2 separate regions of the Homo sapiens genome follow, and region 2 is linked to region 1. Evidence: read pairs that join two places in POLR2A ChIA-PET (ENCODE). Cell type or tissue: K562. All regions are shown on one strand. Each heading gives the region's core, and the rest is flanking DNA. Links, peaks and the distances in the headings are about the cores only. Region 1 overlaps NFIA (nuclear factor I A). Region 2 overlaps NFIA (nuclear factor I A).

Region 1 (2,919 bases), core at 166-2,665:
CATATTACGGTTATTATTAAAATTACAAGAAAATGTGAGATATTTATTGTGTTCAAAAGTCCTAAGAAGTTAAAAAAAAAAGATATATACAGATGCACTGTTATTTGTCTATGGCAAATAACTGCCTAATCAGCTGTGCTATAACTAGGGGAGCATATCCTCTCCAGCTTAACAAGGCAATGTAGTGTCTACTTAACCGGTTGGTACTTTAAGTACGCTTCAATACCATGGCAGCAACCTCTCTCTTCCAAGTTATGACCTGCTGCTCCTAATGTCTCATTTCTTAGGGTTCCAACTCTTCTACACTGGAATACCTCAGCATCAACCTGGGAGTCCTTGACTCCCACAATTCTAACCCCGACAGTTACCTTCCCACTGTTTCCCTGTCTAGTCTCATGCTATAGATCTCTTCAAGTTCCTTTGGGCCAGTCTAAGAGTACGGATACTGGCATTATAGAGACTTAGCTTAACGATTTATCCGCTATTTGAATTTTTTGTTGGTTTGTTTTTTGAGATGGAGTCTCACTCTGTCGCCCAGGCTGGAGTGTGGTAGTGTGATCTCAGCTCACTGCAACCTCCACCCTCCGGGTTCGAGCAATTGTCCTGCCTCAGCCTCCTGAGTAGCTGGGGCCATAGGCGTGCACCACCATGCCCAGCTAATCTTTTTGTATTTTTAGTCGAGACGGGGTTTCACCATGTTGGCCAGGCTGGTCTCAAACTCCTGACCTCAAGTGATCCACCTGCCTCGGCCTCTCAAAGTGCTGGGATTACAAGCGTGAGCCACCGTGCCTGGCCTCACTGTTTGACTTTGGATAAATAACTTATATAGACCCTCAATTTAACTCATCTTTAAAAATGGGGTAATTTCTTGTCTGAAAAGCTTATTGCAAGGATTAACTTATGTACCTTACACTAAGGCCTACGACAGTGCCTGGCAGACAGTAAATGAACAGTAGTCATTAGATTCTCCCCTGTTCCCACACTGTGTATCACATTCTGTGCTCTCAAGACTCTCCTAGCCTATGAGTGGCTAAAATAAGAACAGACAAAATCCAGGATTTTGGGACCAGGATGGCTTGACTTGTTTGACCTGACGTCATGCCCTGAGATGGACTGGCTTACTCAGTCAATCTTGCAAGCCTGTAACACAGTGAATGGGGGGTATGAACCTGAAATGAAAATGTTTCTTTTTACTCCAGCTCATTCCACAAAGGGCTGATGCTGCTCAAAACCAATTTTAACCATGTAAATTTTACCTACAAGTGGTATTTTGAAGTAGTTGGAGGAGTAAAACAAAATAAAATTTTAATATTTGGTATTTATTTTTCCTTCTTCTTACTGGGACCTGGAACATCATAATCATTGTATTTGTGCTTTTAAATAAGAAAAAACAGATTCCTAAGGGAAGGCAACTGTGTATGTGTGTGTGTGTGTGTGTGTGTATGTGTGTGTGTGTGTGTGTGCGTGCATGCTAGATTATGTCATAACAAAACTACAATCAATTGAATGGGCCTTTGATCAATGGAGCAAGATGGTGACAGGTACTCTTCATTCACTGTTAGTGATTATTGACAAACTGGTAATGATCATCCCAGACTGTGTCACTCATACTGAGGGCATTAGCATTTTTTAAAGGTCAAAAACAAATTCTTTTAAAATGCAGAATTTCTTAGAAATCAGGGAAGCCTCAGAATATATGAGACCCTCAGGATTTTGGTCTTTCTTTTATGCCTCACATCAAAATAATATTTAATTTTTCCTGATTTAAATTCTTGGTTGTCAAACAAACTGTGTGTCAAAATTCTTCCAATGGGTGAATGAAAAGGAGATTCTGAAAGCTTTTTTTGGTCTCTAGGAGTCCTAGGCAGAAAGTAAGCACAAACCAAGGCAAATCTGTACCAAATCAAAGCAAAATTATACTTACTCTGTGACACTCTTACTAGCTCAGTGACACTAAAAACACCTGATGTGACAAAACTGTCCTGGAAGCCCAAATGTCCTGGGGAAACAAAAACAAAAGAAAACAAAGTGTCATAAATACAAGACATTTGACAACAGAGCTTTAAATATTAGTTTCATTATGATTAACACATGTGGTGCCTAATCTCATTCTCTGCTCTCCTTGGGGTTTATGTGGGAGGGCACAGTCATTTAGCTAAGCAGATAGATTTTTGGTTTGAATTTCAAGGTTGTGCAAAGCTATGGTACAACAACTAGCTGATTTTTGAAATGGTTAAAAAAAATTCAACCGGAAATATGAAACAAAAGACAATTTACAATAAATAGTTACCTTGGGTGACCTCTAAGACCTTAACAATTGGGATAAAAACAGCATATCTAAGAATCACTAGGAGAGCTGCATTCCATCATAGTTTTTTAAACATTATTCTCTAAAGAAACATTTGATTGGAATTAGTTATCTATTCATTTAACTCAAACAAGATTTAAAGGTGTTCTTTTCTAGAGGCACCACAGGGTGAATTTTTAAAAAGTCAAAATAGAAAAAGCAAGCCCCAACTCACAAAACAGGAAAACAAATTCTTTTGAGCACAAATAAAAATTCAGATTATTTATACACCCCAAATTTTTTTTTGTGTCTGTTGATTTTTTTGAGAAAAGATAATAAATCAATGGTTCAAAAAGTGATTAATCTTCGAACTTTGTTTCTGCTTCATTTTTGCTGGATGCAATTAATTCCCTTTAAGACACCTGGTATTATGTCGATCACCAACTACTCATTTAATTTTATGATGCATTCAGAAACATAGAACTTATAAATGACAAGGAACACATAATCTATGGTATGTAGTTTCCCACTCTACCTCTAAAATTTTCTGATTCTATGACTCTCACACAGGTAGAGTCTAGTTGAGAGATCACTCCAAGGTCAGCTTAGTCTTTCCCTGCTTTAAAATCTGG
Region 2 (2,919 bases), core at 286-2,785, 60 kb before region 1:
ACTCAGGAGGCTGAGGTAGGAGAATTGCTTGAACATGGAAGGCAGAGGTTGCAGTGAGCCAAGATCGTGCCACTGCACTCCAGCCTGGGCAACAGAGCAAGACTCTGTCTTGGGTGGGGCAGAGGGGGGTAAGAAAGAATAGCGCAATTTGAAAGGCTTTTCTGAGGATTAGCATTAATGTACACAGGTGCCTCATTCATAGTAGGATCACTCATTCAACAAATGTGTTGAGAATCTACTGTGTGCCAAACAGCATGCTAGACTCTGGGTTATTTAATATTCTTAGGATTGTTTTTAGAATAAATAGAGATACATGAAAAGTAATCTGGATTATACAATGCAATGAGGTAACACCAGCTAATTGAGAATCAAGAGCCGAACTGTTTTCAAGTGACCCTGGGGGTCTGTGGCATGAACAAATAGGCCTGGGTTTTTCTTGTGCTCTGCAAACACTAACTGCAGGAACAAGCCACAGCTAGTGAGTAAGCTGAGCCCATTGGCCAGTGCTCAGGCCAGCTTTGCTGTTATCTCCTGGGGGTAGCTATTATTTTTGCCTGCCCAGCAGTTCTTCACCCCTTCTTCTGGAAACAGAGCTCTAATGTTTCTTTGGGGAACTCTCTGTCCCTCAGCCTCAGCCTATGTGGTTAGGATGGACTTAACCCGCTGACTCCATGGGTGGACAGGGAAGCCGGGTCACACCAATGAGGCACTCCATTGTCTTTTAAACATAAGGGTTATTTTAAAAGTGAGCAAATGACCCAAACCCAGATAATCAGAATCATAAGCATGCAGGAGTAGGCCCTTCCCTAAATCTGTTGTTGAAAAGCTGCTCTTTTTTCTCTTGGGATTATTAAATTGGTGGAAATTAAGGCTGGAGCTGCTCACTGTGGCTATCTGGGCCACAGTCTGAGGATATTTAGCCTAAGCACAAAGCTCACACAGAGAATAGCAGACCTGGGTGCGGGTGGGGTTGGGGAGGGGGAGAGACGGGGAGAGAGGGAGAGAAAGAGGGAGAGAGAGAGAGAGAGAGAGAGAGAGAGAGAGAGAGAGAGAGAGAGGGAGAGGGCGAGGCAGAAGAAACCATTCCACATAAAGAGGAGATACAAGTTCAATCTTGAATTTTTTATTCTATGCTGAAAAAAGGAAAATAAATAATGAGTCTATACATGGAATCAACTTAGGTTAAGCTAAACCAGAAAGAACGGGGCTTATCTGACTACGCAAGGTACAGTCCAAGCGTACGATACCAGGAAGTCTTAAAATGAGGGGGTTTCTAAGAAACCTTGCTCAGAACCACTGCCTTCACTATGTATGGATACGTGGGTCTATGCCTGTGTGTGCCTGTGCGCACACATGCACCACTGGGACACATAGGCCTGCGTGTGACTGAGAGGGACAGAGAGAAAGGGGCAAAGGAATTCCAAGGGAAAGCAGCTTCTTTTGTGAAGATGAGTTTAAATCCAGGTCCCCTGGGTTCATCACCCTATTCTCTTCAGCACTCACCCTGGAGGCCCTTTGCCTCTTTAAGAGATTAAGGAGCCAAGTGGTCTCACTGCTCTAACCTGTCCTCCCAGGGACAACATATTAACATGATTCCACTACGGAAGAGCTCTCTTTAGAAGTTTGCTGCAGGGATGACAAATTAACCCAGCAGGGTGTCCCACACATCTATCACAGTACAAATTATTAGTGTAATAGAGCTTTTAGTTGTGCATTTATCTAGTAATTATTGAACGTTACACAAACCCAAGCTGAGCAGCCATGGCTCTTTATGAGGGTGGCTCGGTGGGTGGCCTTACAGTTAATTTAGGATAGTTCCACTAGGCAGTTCACTTGCAGACAAATTAGCTAAACAGCCTTCTCCTTTAAATATTTTCCATGTCACAGTGAAACTCTTTACAATACAATAAAGGTACAGTTTTAATTACACGCTTCCTGACTTTTGTTTAGTTGTAGTTTTAAAACATTTGCTGGCACTCTTTTTTTCCTTTGGCTGGGCAGTAATAGCTGGTTCTAAGTATCTGGCTAATGAATTTAATAATTTCCTGAACTGGGACTTAAAGGACCTCTGCAAAAAAAAAAGAAAAAAGCTGCTTTTTCTTTAGTGTCCTGCAACTTCAAATCCCATCCACAACGCTGCCCATTAGGCTAGGCACTGGCACTTGAACTAACCCTGAACGAGGCTCACAAGCCCTCTTGCTTCTCTGTTCCATGCTCCTTAAAGGTGGTACTTGTTAGGTCTATGAGGCCTGCATTTGAAAATCAATTCTGGCAATTCTTCTTGGAGAAAGGCAACGTAATGTTTGCTCAAGTGACATACTCCAATAATAAATAAACACCGTGCGTCTGTTGGCAGATTATTTCAGTGCCTTGTTAGCAACAGGTACCTAATTGCTTCTCATTTTCCTGAGATGATTCAATTGCACTAAACCAGGAGAGACAAATTAGATTCAGTGGATCACCAGCATGTTCTCCAACTAAGTTAAAAGCTTTCCTAAGAGGCAAAGAAGTTTGTGGATGTGATAGGAGAAAGATGAACAAACCTAGCACTTGGGGGCCTAGGCCAGGGGAGGGGGTGCCACAATTACAGTAGTAGTGAAACGCCAGGGGACGTTCTTTCTGGAGGGACCTTAGTTTGGAGAGAAAAACTTAAAATGCCACAGGAAATATTCTACAAATAGGGGACCAAATAATTTTGAGCTCATTTCTCTTAAGGTCTATCAAGGTAGATCTTAATTAAAACCAAACATATATTAGGCTGGGCATGGTGGCACACGCCTGCCAGAATCAAGGCAATTTTACTTCTAAACTGCCTGTGTGTGTGTGTGTGTGTGTGTGTGTGTGTGTGTGTGTGTGTGTGTGTGTGTTTGATTCATAAAGAAGTGGGGTTTAACCTTGTGTTCGCATTTTGTATGTCTT

What was found. Peaks named below come from ENCODE experiments on the same cell type or tissue, not always from the same donor. Only the 100,000 strongest peaks of a DNase experiment are listed, where the experiment ranks them.
Region 2: POLR2A ChIA-PET joins it to region 1 with 5 read pairs; 3 of 35 experiments call an interaction of 5 or more read pairs at or near these places.

The regions. Positions count from the first base shown.
Region 1 is chr1:61,331,592-61,334,510 of GRCh38, reverse strand. It overlaps NFIA (nuclear factor I A), which reads right to left. Exons shown (of 11, transcript NM_001134673.4): 4 at 1,925-1,999. Among named protein-coding and RNA genes, the nearest start is that of NFIA-AS1, 80 kb to the right of the region's middle. In K562, for the core only: no CTCF peak of the experiment used is centred there; no DNase peak of the experiment used is centred there.
Region 2 is chr1:61,391,384-61,394,302 of GRCh38, reverse strand. The region is part of intron 7 of NFIA (nuclear factor I A); the gene reads right to left. Among named protein-coding and RNA genes, the nearest start is that of NFIA-AS1, 140 kb to the right of the region's middle. In K562, for the core only: no CTCF peak of the experiment used is centred there; a DNase peak (open chromatin) is centred at 1,282.